2 separate regions of the Homo sapiens genome follow, and region 1 is linked to region 2. Evidence: chromatin contacts called from ENCODE Hi-C or POLR2A ChIA-PET data. All regions are on one chromosome and are shown on one strand. The core of a region is the stretch at or near the end of the contact, and the rest is flanking DNA. Distances in the headings are between cores, read along the strand shown.

Region 1 (7,808 bases), core at 1,326-3,825, 91 kb after region 2:
GTGCGTGCCTATAATCCCAGCTACTCAGGAGGCTGAGGTGAGAGGACCGTTTGAGTCTGGAAGTTTGAGGCTATAGTGAGCTATGATGGCATCCCTGCACTCCAGCCTGGATGACAGAGCAAGACTGTCTCTTAACAAAACAATAGGCCAGGCGTGGTGGCTTATGCCCGTAATCCCAGGACTTTGGGAGGCCAAGGTGGGCGGATCTCCTGAGGTCAGGAGTTCGAGACCAGCCTGGCCAACATGGCGAAACCCCATCTCTACTAAAAATACAAAAATTAGCCTGGCGTGGTGGCGCTCACCTGTAATCCCAGCTATTCAGGAGGTTGAGACAGGAGAATCACTTGAACCTGAGAGGTGGAGGTTGCAGTGAGCCGAGCTTGCGCCACTGCACTCCAGCCTGGGTGACAGAGCAAGTCTCTGTCTCAAATAATAAATAAGTAAATAAATAAATAAATAAATATAACAAGGCCAGGGCGGGGTGTTGGATGATCCTAATCACTGCTGTTGTCTAGCAATGACAATCAGAGACATCCTCACCACTTGGAGACACATCTGTCCCATGGCCTGGACAGTGACATTTTCGGGACAGGACACCAACTCTTCTGAACAATTGGAGACCCCATGCCAAGCATGATCTCTCTGGATTCCCCCCTTTCTGAAGCCTGCAGAACACCCTCCTAACGCCCGCAGAACGCCCTCCTCGAACTGGCATTTTCCTTCAGACGGACAGTGATGCTGTTGCTTCTCTAAGTTGCAATCACAATTGCGTCAGCTCCTCTGAGGTTCCTCCCAGGTCTCCTTAATTGGATTTGGAACATTTGCAGACAGACAGTCGCCTAAGGTAACTTCTAGAAGGCTAATATCCTCTCCTAAACTGAGTTTCTTCCTAATTAAGTTCTCAGAAGGAAATGTTCACTTTGGAGTACTTCACTGTTGGGCCCAAGCACTGCCCATTGTGCAGTATTCAGTTTATCTGTTGTTGGCTTTTTTTGTTTTTGTTTTTGTTTGTTTGTTTGTTTAAGACGGGGTCTTGCTCTGTCGCCCAGGCTGAAGTGCAGTGGTGCGATCTCAGCTCACTGCAGCCTCCGCCTCCCAGGTTCAAGCAATTCTCCCACCTCAGCCTCCTAAGTAGCTGGGATTACAGGTACCTGCCACCATGCCCGGCTAATTTTTGTATTTGTAGTAGAGACAGGGTTTCACCATGTTGGCCAGGCTGGTCTCAAACTCCTGACCTCAGGTGATCCACACACCTCGGCCTCCCAAAGTGCTGGGATTACAGATGTGAGTCACCACGCCCGGCCCGTTTTTGTTTTTTCAGAGATAGGGTCTCACTCTGTCGCCCAGCCTGGAGTGCAGTGGTGTGATCATAGCTCACTGCAGCCTCCAACTCTTAGGCTCAAGCAATCCTCCCACCTCAGCCTTCCGAGTAGCTGGGACCACAGGTGTGCGCCACCATGCCCAGCTAATCATTTTATTTTTTGTAGAGGAGGGATCTCATTGTGTTACCCAGGCTGGTCTTGAACTCCTGGGCTCAAGTGATTCTCCTGTCTCAGCCTCCCAAAGTGCTGGGATTACAAGCATGAGCCACTGCACTTGGCCCATATCATGCAGTATTAAGGGGCATAGGAGGAAAGTGTAGACCCAAACAGTTCCTAACCCCTAAATTCTTACCATCCAGTAGGGAAAGCAAAATGAATACATGGCAGTATTTTCAGTAGAGACAGGGTTTCACCATGTTGGCCAGGCTGGTCTCAAACCCCTGACAATGGAAAGCAAGCCAGTGCTGAACTCTGTGTGTGATCCTGTGGGTCCTATTGCAAGAATTTTCAGGTTCAAAGGACAGACAGCAGAGGGTGGTTTGGGGGGAAAGGTGGAAGCCCTAGAAGGCTCTGTGGACCACAGATCTGCAAAGGAGGGGAAACATTCCAGAGAGGAGTGTGTGTGGCCGGAGACTGGCCACAAAAGACCCCCAGAAGTTGAAGTGGGGGCAGCGAGTGGACCTGCCTAATTGCAAGAGATGGATGGCAAAAACAAAAATCAGATCTTGTGATGGGAGGAGAGGAACAGATGTGGCAAATCTAGATGTGCCCCCAACCCCGTGTTTACAGATAACTTCCCAGTTTCCCCTTTCACCCACACAGCTTCTGCTCATCTTCTGCAGAACAGGCACGGCGGGGTGGGGGCCAGGCGCAGTGGCTGACACCTATAATCCTAGCACTCTGGGAGGCCGAGGCAGGTGGATCACTTGAGGTCAGGAATTCGAGACCAGCCTGGCCAACTTGGTGAAACCTGTCTCTACTAAAAATACAAAAATTAGCCAGGCGTGGTGGCGCATGCCTGTAGTCCCAGCTACTTGGGAGGCTGAGGCAGGAGAATCGCTTGAACCCGGGAGGCGGAGATTGCAGTGAGCAGAAATCGCATCGCTGCACTCCAGCCTGGGCGACAGGGCAAGACTCTGTCTCAAAAAAAAAAAAAAAAAAAAAAAGAGGCACTGGGTTTGTTGGGAAACGTGGGGAGCCCTGGGGAGGCCCTGCAATTACCACAGCCCTGGCAGACGCCCATTACAAAAGCACAAACACACACACACACACGCACGCACGCTCATTCATCCAGCCAGCGGAACTAACGGTCTACTGGACAGGAAAGCCCTGTTGGAGAGAGAGGGTGGGGAATCCCGCCCAGGCCAAGGGGGACAGCCCTGCTGCCTTCCACCTGCTGCAGAGCTGCTGACCGGCTCTGATTCAACCCGGAAAACCAGCCCGGTGTTTTGGACACAACATGACCTTTTACCTGTGGGCCTCTCGGGATTCTCAGAAACAGCAACAGGTGGGGGGTTGGGGGGTTCCCGAGCCTGGGGCTTTCCTTCTGGGCTCAGCCCCCACCTCCGCCCCCACTTCCCTGATGAGCTGCTACCAAAGATAGACAAGAGCAAATGGAGTTTGGCATGTCATTTCCTGAAAGGATGGGGACTTGAAGACAAGGTCCCCTGGGCCCAGTTCCCGGAGTTTAGGTTCAAGAACGAGATGCTTGATCCACCCAAAGCAGAACGGCTTCTGCTAGCTCTAAATCGGTGGCTCAGAAAGAGAAGGGGGCTCCCAAACCTCCTAGACCCTAAAGCTCCTCTGTTGGTCTCTCTAATTTCCCTGGTGTCCCCTGTCCAGGAGCAAGGCCGTGGACACACAACAACTGCCTCTGCTTCCTGAGATGCTGATCCTTGGACCAAGCTGGCCAGTCCAGGGCTGAAGGGCTCAGGAGGAGGGAGAGGTCTCTGCCTGCAGGGCCCCAAGCATCTGCTGTCCCTGGCACGACCCGGGTTGTCTGGGTCTGGGGCCAGTCTCCTAGGGGAATGAGCTGGCAGGCTGGGTTGTACCCAGGGAGTGTGCCTGGAGGGAGACAGCCGTCGTGGTTCAGGCTGTGAATAACAGGAGCCTCATCTCTGCCCCAGAGCTTCAGGGAAGGGAGCACCTGGCACAGAAGTGACTAAGAGAGCAGGTCTGGGCGGGTAGCTGACGTGCAGCAAACAAGGGAATAGGAGGTTCCCCCAGGTTCCCACACACGGAGCAAATCCCACGGCCTGCCCTTTGGGGTCCTCCATGTCCAGACCCTCCAACCTGGTTTCTGCACACAACTGCTTCTCCAGGCTGAGAAGTCCTCCCGACCAGCCCCCAACCATACCCCTCTGCTCTATGCCAAGGTCACTGGACCCTTCCTTGTCTGCTCCAGGCCTCACACATCCCCTCTCTAGGGGCCTAATCTGATCTCATGTGTCACTCAAGAGCCTCTTGGTGTAAATCTCCTTAGAACCTTTTTTTTTGAAACAGGGTCTCACGACCAGGCACAGTGGCTCACGCTTGTAATCCCAACACTTTGGGAGGCCAAGGTGGGTGGATCACAAGGTCAGGAGTTCGAGACTAGCCTGGACAGCTTAGTGAAACCCCGTCTCTACTAAAAATACAAAATTAACTGGGCATGGTGGCAGGTGCCTGTAATCCCAGCTACTCAGGAGGCTGAGGCAGGAAAATCACTTGAACCCAGGAGGTGGAGGCTACAGTGAGCCGAGATGATGCCACTGCACTCCAGCCTGGGCTACAGAGTGAGAGTCTGTCTCTTTAAAAAAAGTTGTGAAGGAAGGGGCCAATGAAGGAACTCATAGGGAGCAGTGGGTCACACGGTGAGGGGCTTGAAGTATCCTGGGTTGGGGATAGGGGACAGGCATGCAAGGGTCACGTCGGGGGAACAGCTGAGATACGGAGAAACAGGATGAAGTCTGGTTAAGAGCTGGGGCTGCTGGAGCCAGTCTCTCTCTTAGCTGAGTGACTTTGAGCAGGATAGCAAATCCTCTATCTGTCAGTTTCCTCATCTTTCAGATGAGAATAGGACCAATACCTTATTTTGTTATTTTAAGAGAAAGAGTCTCTCTCTGTCATCCAGGCTGGAGTGCAGTGGCATGATCATAGCTCACTGCAGCCTTGAACTCCTGTCCTTAAGCTACCCTCCCTCCTCAGCCTCCGGAGTAGCTGGGACTACAGGTGCATGCCACCACACCCAGCTAATTATTAGTATTATTACATTTTTTTCTTTGGCGGACAGAGTCTTGCTATGTTTGCAAGACAGAGTCTTGCTGTGTTGCCCAGGCTGGTCTCCAATCCCTGGCCTCCAGTTCCTGGCCTCAAGTGATACTCCAGTCTCAGCCTCCCAAAGTACTGGGATTACAGGAGTGAGCCCCCACATCTGGTCCCCAATACCCATTTTTAATTAATTATTTATTTATTTTATTTTTTATTTTTTCTTGAGATGGGAGTCTCCCTCTGTCACCCAGGTTGGAGTACAGTGGCGTAATCTCGGCTCACTGCAACCTCCACCTCCCGGGTTTAAGCATTTCTCCTGCCTGAGTCTCCCTAGTAGCTGGGATTACAGGCACCCACGACCATGCCCGGCTAATTTTTATATTTTTAGTAGAGACGGGGTTTCACCATGTTGGCCAGGCTGGGCTTGAACTCCTGACCTTAAGCAATCTGCCTGCCTCAGCCTCCCAAAGTGCTGGGATTACAGGTGTGAGCCACCGTGCCTGGCTGTCAATAACCATTTCTTAGTTGTATGAAAATGAAATAGAATAATGAGTATGAAACAGGGCCTAGCAAACAGCAACTGCTATATGTATCTTAGCCCTGTTATTGCTGCAGTTTGGGGATGGGAACTTCAAAAACTCTAAAGAAAAGGCAAGCAGGGCCGGGTGTGATGGGTCACGCCTGTAATCCCAGCACTTTGGGAGGCCGAGGCTGGCAGATCACCTGAGGTCGAGAGTTCGAGACCAGCCTGACCAACATGGTGAAACCCCATCTCTACTAAAAATACAAAAATTAGCTGGGCGTGGTATGGGAGGCTGAGGCAAGAGAATTGCTTGAACCCGGGAGGCAGAGGTTGCAGTGAGCCGAGATCGCGCCATTGCACTCCAGCCTGGGCAACAAGAGCGAAACTCCATCTCAAAAAAAAAAAAAGAAAGGCAAGTAGACCCTGAGAGCTGAAAAACAAATGGATTCGCTGATCAAAGCCACCTAAACAAATTACAGAAGCAACCACAAATCCAGACTAAGGCGGGCAGGAATTTTTAGACTCTTTGCCTCAATCTTCCCTCCAGCCCTGCCAGCATGGGAGACTGGCCTGGGGAATCCCGGGGGCACTGTGTCGTTTCTTCTGTCCCTTCCAGATGGAAGCTTCTTTTCTAGCCCTGGGAGAAGGCTCATTCCTGCTCTGCTCAAGGCTAGCCTGGTCTGGGCCCTGAAAGAAAAGGAAATTGTCCCCTGTAGTACCACAGAGGGTGGCCCTAGACTGACCTCTTTCACCCCTAATGGAGCTTTCCACAAGCTCTGGCTCCTGAAAATCCTGCCCTGAAACCTGGAGCCCACTGGGCATGGTGGCTCACGCTTGTAATCCCAGCACTTTGGGAGGCCGAAACAGGAGGATTGCTTAAGCCCAGGAGTTTGAGGCCAGCTTGAGCAACACAGCAAGACCCCATTTCTACAAAAATTTTTAAAAATTTTTTGAGTGTGCTGGGTGTGCTGGCGTGCGCCTATGGTCCCAGCTACTAGGGAGGCTGAGGTGGGAGGATCACTTGAGCCCGAGAGCTTGAGGCTGCAGTGAGCCATGATCATACCTCTGAACTCCAACCTGGGTGACAGAGAGAGACCCTGTCTCAAAACAAAATCGAAAACAAATGAACAAAAAAAAACAAGGGCTGTCTTATTTGGTGGCCAGCAGCTGACTGGCCATTGAGGGCTATGGCCATTATGGCCTCAGCCACAGTGGAACCTCCTTAGCTGGATCCTCCTCCAGTTCTTCCCTTGATCCCCTGACTTTGGCAGTGGAATCCTGTTCCTCCCCATAGGAGCATATCAGCCTTGAAAGGCCAGAAAACAGTGCAGGGACCCATTTCTTCCAGCTGGTCCAACGCGGTGCCCCACCCAGCACTCCAGCCCTGCCTGGAAGACGCTAGATGCTGTGAGCTTCCCCAGGCCTGGGTTGTTTACCCCACTTGGGGCAGGAAGGCCCTGTCCCTTCCCTTGCCCCCGTGGGGATGACTCTATCCCCTACGCATTGTTTCCCTTCCGCTGGAATTTCTGTTCTTGAGGACTTCATGTTCTACCCCTCGCATAACGGTTTCCTCCTGTCCAGACAGGGCTGGCCACCAGCCAGGACCTTGACCATTCGTGCAGAGGATGGGGGCCGAACACAGCAAAGGGTTGAAGCAGGAAGAGGGAAGCTGGAATTCCTCCTTGGTCAGGGCCTTGGGGCCCCTTCTGCAGGGGCCTGCGGTGCATCCACTGTGGATGGGACTTCAGGCCCAGGCCACCACGCCAGAATACATATGTATATATATTTGTATTTTCTGTGGAGACGGTGTCTCACTATTTTGCCCAGGTCAGTCTCGAACTCCCAGGCTCAAGGGATCCTCCTGCCTTGGCCTCCCAAAGTGCTGGGATTACAAGCATGAGCCAATGCACCTGGTCCCCAATACCCATTTTTTTAGTTTAGTTGTATGAAAATGAAACAAAATAATGCTATGAAACAGGGCCTAGCAAACAAACAGCAAGTGCTCTGTGTATACTAGCCCTGTTATTGCAGAAGTTAGGGGAAGGGAACTTCTAAAACTCTAAAGAAAGCCGGGCGCGGTGGCTCACGGGTGGAATCCCAGCACTTTGGGAGGCCAATGCAGGCAGATCAGTTGAGGCCAGGAGTTTGAGACCACCCTGGCCAATATGGCGAAATCCTGTCTCTACTAAAGATACCGAAAACAGCCGGGCGTGGTGGCGCATGCCTGTAACTCCAGCTACTCGGGAGGCTGAGGCAGGAGAATCGCTTAAACCTGGGAGACGGAGGTTGCCGTGAGCTGAGGTTACACCACTGCACTCCATAGCAAGACTTTGTCAAAAGAGAAAGAGAGAGAGAGAGAAAGAGCGAAAGCGAGAGAGAAAGAAAGAAAGAAAGAAAGAAAGAGAGAGAGAGAGAGAGAAAGAAAGAAAAGAAGAGAAAGAAAGAGAGAGAGAGGGAAAGAAAGAAAGAGAGAAAGAGGGAAAGAAAGAAAGAAAAGAAAGAAAGGAAGAAAGAAAGAACTGTAAAGAAAAAGCAAGCCAGCTGGACGCAGTGGCTCATGCCTGTAATCCTAGCACCTTGGGAGGCCGAGGCAGGTGGATCACCTGAGGTCAGGAGTTCAAGAGCAGCCTGACCAATATGGTGACACCCCATCTCTACTAGAAATAAAAAAATTAGCTGGACGTGGTGGCACGTGCCTGTAGTTCCAGCTACTT
Region 2 (6,735 bases), core at 3,978-6,477:
GAGATTGTAAAGGCCAAGATTATGAATGAAACTAGAACAACTCTTCTTGATCCTGATTCCTGCAGAAGTAAGCTCACCTAAAACCCCTTGACACCTGTGGGTGTCTTGGAGATCGTGACCTTGACCTCTCCCTCCTCTACGTCTTCTTTCTTCTGGTACTCCCAAGACTTCTGCCACAGGAACCCAGAAGCCAGGCCCAGGGTGCCTTCCCCAGATCCCAAAGCTGCTCCCAACAGCCCCCTCTCGGTCCCAGGCTGAGGCTATCATATCCCCATTTGAGCCTCCTCACAAGCCCAGCTGCATGTCTAGGGTGGGCAAAGACTCCCACGGGCATTGGCCCAGGGGAGGGCATGGTATAGAAGAGAGAGGCCTGGCTACCCCCAGGGAGGCAGAGGGAAGTGTTTCTATTCCATCTTCCTTCCCATCCACTCTCGGCAGAGGCCATACTGTGCTATAGTGAAGAGGACACTTTCGTGGATTCATCGGTGACTCCGGGCTTTGACTTCCAGGGTAAGCGACTACGTGGAGCGTGGGCACTAAGAGTGGGGGCTGGGATGCTTTGGCCAGGCTCATGCATGCTGCCCGCCCCTCTCCCTCAGAGCAATGCACCCAGAAGGCTGCCGAAGGATATACCCAGTTCTACTATGTGGATGTCTTGGATGGGAAGCTGGCCTGTGTGAACAAGTGCACCAAAGGAACGAAGTCGCAAATGAACTGTAACCTGGGCACATGTCAGCTGCAACGCAGTGGCCCCCGCTGCCTGTGAGTGTCCCCATAAGCCCAGCACCCACTCTGTCCTGGTGATAGGGCCCTCCCCCTCCCCAGCAGTCACCCACAGGGTTGGGGGATTGAGTAGAGCTTGGGAGGTGCCTCCTCCCCACTCCTGGACATACCTCTCCCCTGTAATCTCATTCCCACCCCCCACACCCACAAGAGTGAGGAGTAGGAGTAGATTATAGACATAGAGGTCCCAAAGCTGGGCAATCCCTTCCTGAGAAAGTTCATGCTGTCAATTTCCAAATCTATCTCTATCTCTATCTTTGTCTGTATCTCTATCTCTATCTCTATCTTTGTATCTCTATCTCAATCTCTATATCTGTCTATATTGTTAATTTCCCTTATGTCATCTCTGCCATGCTGTCAAGATTACCTCTAGCTGCAGCCACAGCACTAAGTCCACAGACCATAAATTAAGGTGCAAAAGAAAAACCATGATAACAGGCCCATTTAGGTAGCAGATGCTTAGAGATTAGGTGGGTGAATGGTACGTGTCTGGGACGAGACACCCAACACTCTCAGGTCCCCTTGAGCCCTAGTCATTTGAATTCCTGATCTGCAGTCTCCAGGTCCCCCCAACTCCCTCAGTGCCCATCAGCCTGAGGAAGTCAGGGACCCAGGCTCTCTGGGGGCTGAGCTCCAGCCGTTGGAGTGAGGGAGATCTGGTTTCCTGTGCTTAGGAGAGTGGGTTAACCCTTGGGATATTGGATGTGAGGGATCCCAGGGGATCAGCGTGAGCTTGTCTGTGTCCCCAGGTGCCCAAATACGAACACACACTGGTACTGGGGAGAGACCTGTGAATTCAACATCGCCAAGAGCCTCGTGTATGGGATCGTGGGGGCTGTGATGGCGGTGCTGCTGCTCGCATTGATCATCCTAATCATCTTATTCAGCCTATCCCAGAGAAAACGGCACAGGTGAGCTTGTGAGGCCAGCACCGCAGGCCCACACAGAGGGGACAGATCCTGGGGTGGCCACTGTCTGAATGTCCTAAGGCTCTGCTCCTTCCAGGCCAGCAATCAGAGAGGTCAGCTGAGGCCAGATGGGGTGCCCAGACCCTCCCAGCCCTGGGTGCAGCAAAGGGCGGCCTTCCTGTAGGATACATCAATTTGGCAGTGTTTTAGTCCATTTTGTGCTATTATAACAGAATACCACCACTGGGTAATTGATAAACAATAGAAGTTTATTTGGCTCACAGTTCTGGAGGCTGGGAAGTCCAAGATCAAGGGGCTGCATCTGGTGAGGACTTTCTTGCTGCATCACAGCATGGCAACATGGCAGTCTGCAGCACATGGACAGAGAGGAAGAGAGGGCTGAACTCACTTTTTTTTTTTCTTTAAGAGACAGGGTCTTGCTGTCACCCAGGCTGGAGTGCAGTGGCATGATCTCGGCTCACTGCAACCTCCGCCTCCCAGGTTGAAGTGATTCTCATGCCTCAGCCTCTCGAGTAGCTGGGATTACAAGTGCATTCCACCATGCCTGGCTAATTTTTGTATTTTTAGTAGAAACGGGGTTTCACCATGTTGGCCAGGCTGGTCTTGAACTCCTGACCTTGAGTGATCCACCCACCCTGGCTTCCCAAAGTGCTGGGATTACAGGTGTGAGCCACCGTGCCCGGCCTTAAATTAAATTAAATTAAATTAAATTAAATTAAATTAAATTAAATGTGTTGTAGAAATAGGGTCTCACTATATTGCCCCGGCTGGTCTGAAACTCCTGGCCTCAAGCAGTCCTCTCACCTCAGCCTACAAAGTTGTTGGGATTACAGGTGTGAGCTGTCACCCCTGGCTGTCTGAACTCGCTTTTATTACACACCCACTTTTGAGATAATGATGTTAATCTATTCATGAGGACAGCACCTTCATGACCTAATCATGTCTTCAAGGTCCTACCTCTCAGCATTGCTGCCTTGGGGATTAAATTTCCAACACATGAACTCTAAGGGACACATTCAAACCATAACACAGAGAATGGAAACAGAAGCTTATGTGTGGAAATTAGACTATGTAATGACATTCCCTGTAGTTAGTTATCACTCACCTTGGCCACCACAGAGCACAGCACCACATGGGGAAGCTGAGATGGAGCGTCTGGGTCTCACTTTTCCCAGCTGTAAAATGGGATAAGATGCACCTGTGAAGGTTGCTGGGAAACCCTGGCACAGTACCTGACCCGAAGTCAGCAACTGAAGGGAGCTACCCTACGCCCCCATCTCATGGATATGGAAACTGAGGGCCACTAAAGGGAGTGAGGGGCAGCCAGGAGGCCTGGCCAGTGCTTGCCTTGGTAGAAGGGAAGCCATGGTGATGCTACTTTTTGTTCTCTGCCATCATCGCTGCCATCTCTGACTCGGGGTGTGGCTGTGACTGTCCCCTCGAGGGAAGCTGAAGGTCAGGGTCCACCAAGTCCCTCCTCAGCCTCCTTGCCTACAGCTGCTCAAGGCATTTCTGTCTGCAGGGAACAGTATGATGTGCCTCAAGAGTGGCGAAAGGAAGGCACCCCTGGCATCTTCCAGAAGACGGCCATCTGGGAAGGTACCTCTAGTTAAGGGCAAGGAGATGAGCAGAGCTGGAGGGTGAAGAAAGGCAGGGCGGTGCCTGTGCCTGTGGGGGTGACGTGGGGTCCAGCCCCCCTTTGGGGTGGCTGTGACTGACAGCCCGTTCCCTACCTGCCGCTGCAGCCCCGGACCCAGACACCACCCCTGCTGTGTGCAAGAGTGCAGGAGTGGTTGAGAACCAGATCTTGCCCCCAGAGACCAACTCAGTGAGGGCATCCAGTGCACACTCAGCTAAGCGGGGTGATAGGGCCATTCCCAGGGCAGAGGGAGCAGAGGGGTGGACCTGACCCAGCCTGGGTGGGGATAGGGGGTCAGATTAGCCCCCAGGTGAGACTGACTCTTGAATAGGTGAGTAAGCAGGTGTGCTTCCTCCTTCAACACAGTGGGAGCCCAGTAAGCAGGGAGGCCTTATCCCAGTGAGGACAAGGGAAAGGGCACCCCAGGCAGGGGGCACTGCATGAGAAACGCCTGCAGTTGGGAAGGAGCTTGCTTTTGGCGGGGAAGGGAAGGCAGGTCAATCTCACAAAGAAAGAGTGAGGGACGTGAGGTTGGCAGGGCTTTGGGAATGGGGTGGGGGGTTGAGGGGCTTTGGCCGCCCACCTTTTTTTGTGAGACAGAGTCTCACTCTGTCACCCAGGCTGGAGTACAGTGGCACAATCTTGGCTCACTGCAACTTCTGTCTCCCAGGTTCAAGCGATTCTCCTGCCCTCAGCCTCCCTAGTAGCTGTGATTACAGGCATGCCACCACGCGTGGCTAATTTTTGTATTTTTAGTAGAGACTGTAGAGACAGGGTTTCATCATGTTGGCCAGGCTGGTCTCGAACTCCAGACCTTAGGTGATCCGCCCGCCTTGGCCTCCCAAAGTGCTGGGATTACAGGCGTGAACCACCATGCCCGGTCACATTTTGAATTTTTTTTACTCAAAAGGCCATTCAGGGAGCACTAAAGCAGGGAGACCAGGTGGAGGAAGTGAGGCTGAGGGGGTGGGGGGAGGGAGAGGAGACGCAGCCTGGTGGAGATGAGGCTGAGTGGGTGGGAGAGGGAGAGGGAGTGAGGGAGGATTTCCGGGATTGTCCGAGCTGACCCTTGGGCCCCGAAGGATGGGGGAGAAGCAGCCGGTGGAGCACACTGAGTTGGGGGGCTGGTGGGTGCTGAGGAGGAGGCTGCAAGGCTCGTGCCTGTCTGAATCTCCGGGAGGGGTCTGCAGCCTGAACCACGTACTGGAATAGAGGTTTGTCCATTCATCGGGGAGAATGCAGAGTGAGAAGTGAGGAGGGTGAAAGGAGAACCCCCCCCCAGGAGCCCCCGTAGAAGGACAGGTAGGGCATGAGGACCCCGATCTAGGAGGACGCAGGAAAAGAGGGGTCAGAGGTGCAGGGAGAGCCCCGGAGTCCAGAGAGTGAGTGGTTCTGCGGGACCAGGAAGTAAGTGATCGCTGTGCTCCGGGAGGATGCTGGAAGAAGATTCCAGACGCAGCTTTTTTGCCTGCTATGGTTACCGTTGCTATGAAGGAGGGCGGCCCTGCTGACCCAGAGCCAGCCCTGTCTCCCGCTCCACTCTGACCTCACCCCTGAGTCCAGGGCTGAACGCACGCTCCTCCGTGGCCCCCGCTTCCACCCCGTGCATGTGGGGGGCTTCTGCTCCGCTCCCTCCTGTTCCGGGGTCCAGCGGGCGGCTCCCCAGGCAGGCTCTGCACTTACCCGCAGCCCAGTGATGCAGGGTCGGAGGGGTGGTCGGCAGTGGGAAAGGGCGTAGGGCAGATGCCGGGCTGACTCTTCCTTTTGCCAGAGGAAATCCCCTCTGCCCCCTAGTCCTCCCCCTACCAAGGCTCCCATCACTCATCACGGCCTCTCCCTACAGACCAGAATCTGAGGGAGAGCAGATTCGGCCTTGAGAACGCCTACAACAACTTCCGGCCCACCCTGGAGACTGTTGACTCTGGCACAGAGGTGACTCAGCTGCGAGCTGCCCCCACCCCCTGAGGCTGCTCCACTTCCTCTGGGGTTCCCTCTTCCCCCGGGACTCCCTTCTCCCCCTGGGACTCCCTTCTCCCCCTGGGACTCCCTCCCTTCCCCCTGGGACCCCTTCCCTTTCCCTTCCCCCTGGGACTCCCTTCCTCCCCCTGGGACCCCTTCCTTTCCCCCTGGGACTCCCTCCCTCCCCCTGGGACCCCTTCCCTTCCCCCTGGGACTCCCTCCCTCCCCCTGGGACCCCTTCCCTTCCCCCTGGGATTCCCTCCCTCCCCCTGGGACCCCTTCCCTTCCCCCTGGGACTCCCTCCCTCCCCCTGGGACCCCTTCCCTTCCCCCTGGGACTCCCTCCCTCCCCCTGGGACCCCTTCCCTTCCCCCTGGGACTCCCTCCCTCCCCCTGGGACCCCTCCCTTCCCCCCTGGATTCCCTCCCTCCCCCTGGGACCCCTTCCCCTTCCCCCTGGGACTCCCTCCCCTCCCCCTGGGACCCCTTCCCTTCCCCCTGGGACTCCCTCCCTCCCCCTGGGACCCCTTCCCTTCCCCCGGGACTCCCTCCCTTCCCCCGGGACTCCCTCCTCCCCCAGGACTCCCTCCTCTCCTTAGGACTCCCTCCCTCTCCCTGGGACACTCTCCCTACCCCTGGGACTCCCTTCTCCCCCTAGGACTCCCTCCCTTCTCCTGGGACTCCCTCCTCCCCCAGGACTCCCTCCTCACCCTGGGGCCACCCCTTCCCCTGGGACTCCCCCCTCCCCCGCCACTCCCTCCTCTCCCTAGGACTCCCTCCCTCCCCCTGGGACTCCCTCCCTCCCCCTGGGGTTCCCTCCTCCCCGCCAGGGCTCCCTCTTCCTCCTGGGGCTCCCCCTTTCCCGGGTCTGCCCCTTGGCCTCACCTCTTCTCTCCCGTCCCCCAGCTCCACATCCAGAGGCCGGAGATGGTAGCATCCACTGTGTGAGCCAACGGGGGCCTCCCACCCTCATCTAGCTCTGTTCAGGAGAGCTGCAAACACAGAGCCCACCACAAGCCTCCGGGGCGGGTCAAGAGGAGACCGAAGTCAGGCCCTGAAGCCGGTCCTGCTCTGAGCTGACAGACTTGGCCAGTCCCCTGCCTGTGCTCCTGCTGGGGAAGGCTGGGGGCTGTAAGCCTCTCCATCCGGGAGCTTCCAGACTCCCAGAAGCCTCGGCACCCCTGTCTCCTCCTGGGTGGCTCCCCACTCTGGAATTTCCCTACCAATAAAAGCAAATCTGAAAGCTCAGAATGAGAAGTGAGAGGTTTCCTTCTCCTCCTTCTGCAGTTGGGGTCAGGTTAGGGGTCAGAGCCCTCCTGGGATGGGATTTCTCCCAGGACTGGCTGCTGAATGGGGCATGGAACGAATGCTCTGGGCCCCTTCCTGTGTCTTTGCAGGGAGCCCCCTCCCCGGCTCCAGTCAGGACA

What was found. Hi-C counts contacts between places; a loop is a spot of excess contacts on that map. ChIA-PET counts read pairs that join two places held with the same protein, here RNA polymerase II (POLR2A). Pooled maps may share reads with other maps.
Region 1: a pooled map shows a loop between it and region 2 (7-fold over the local background). The contact joins the enhancer-like site here to the promoter of MUC12-AS1 in region 2. A Hi-C loop is called at or near these places in 2 of 50 pooled maps. POLR2A ChIA-PET finds 5 or more read pairs at or near these places in 2 of 52 experiments (H1 and PC-3).

Annotation. Positions count from the first base shown.
Region 1 is chr7:101,105,801-101,113,608 of GRCh38, forward strand. No RefSeq gene overlaps it. Among named protein-coding and RNA genes, the nearest start is that of SERPINE1, 17 kb to the right of the region's middle. RefSeq lists enhancers at 2,009-2,959, 2,755-2,974, 2,960-3,910, 6,112-6,613. Within about 2 kb of position 2,576, at least 10 of the 41 ENCODE cell types and tissues checked have a DNase peak (open chromatin) inside an H3K27ac peak, as active enhancers do; they include PC-3, where a contact is called at or near this core.
Region 2 is chr7:101,012,381-101,019,115 of GRCh38, forward strand. It overlaps MUC12-AS1 (MUC12 antisense RNA 1), which reads right to left and starts at 5,228. Exons shown (of 3, transcript NR_120520.1): 1 at 5,035-5,228; 2 at 2,818-2,887; 3 at 1,940-2,059. MUC12 (mucin 12, cell surface associated) reads left to right here. Exons shown (of 12, transcript NM_001164462.2): 6 at 1-67; 7 at 439-510; 8 at 600-762; 9 at 1,533-1,694; 10 at 3,235-3,311; 11 at 5,195-5,283; 12 at 6,215-6,556. The coding sequence ends at 6,256. RefSeq lists enhancers at 2,891-3,559, 4,992-5,041, 5,112-5,261, 6,452-6,601 and a silencer at 6,108-6,402.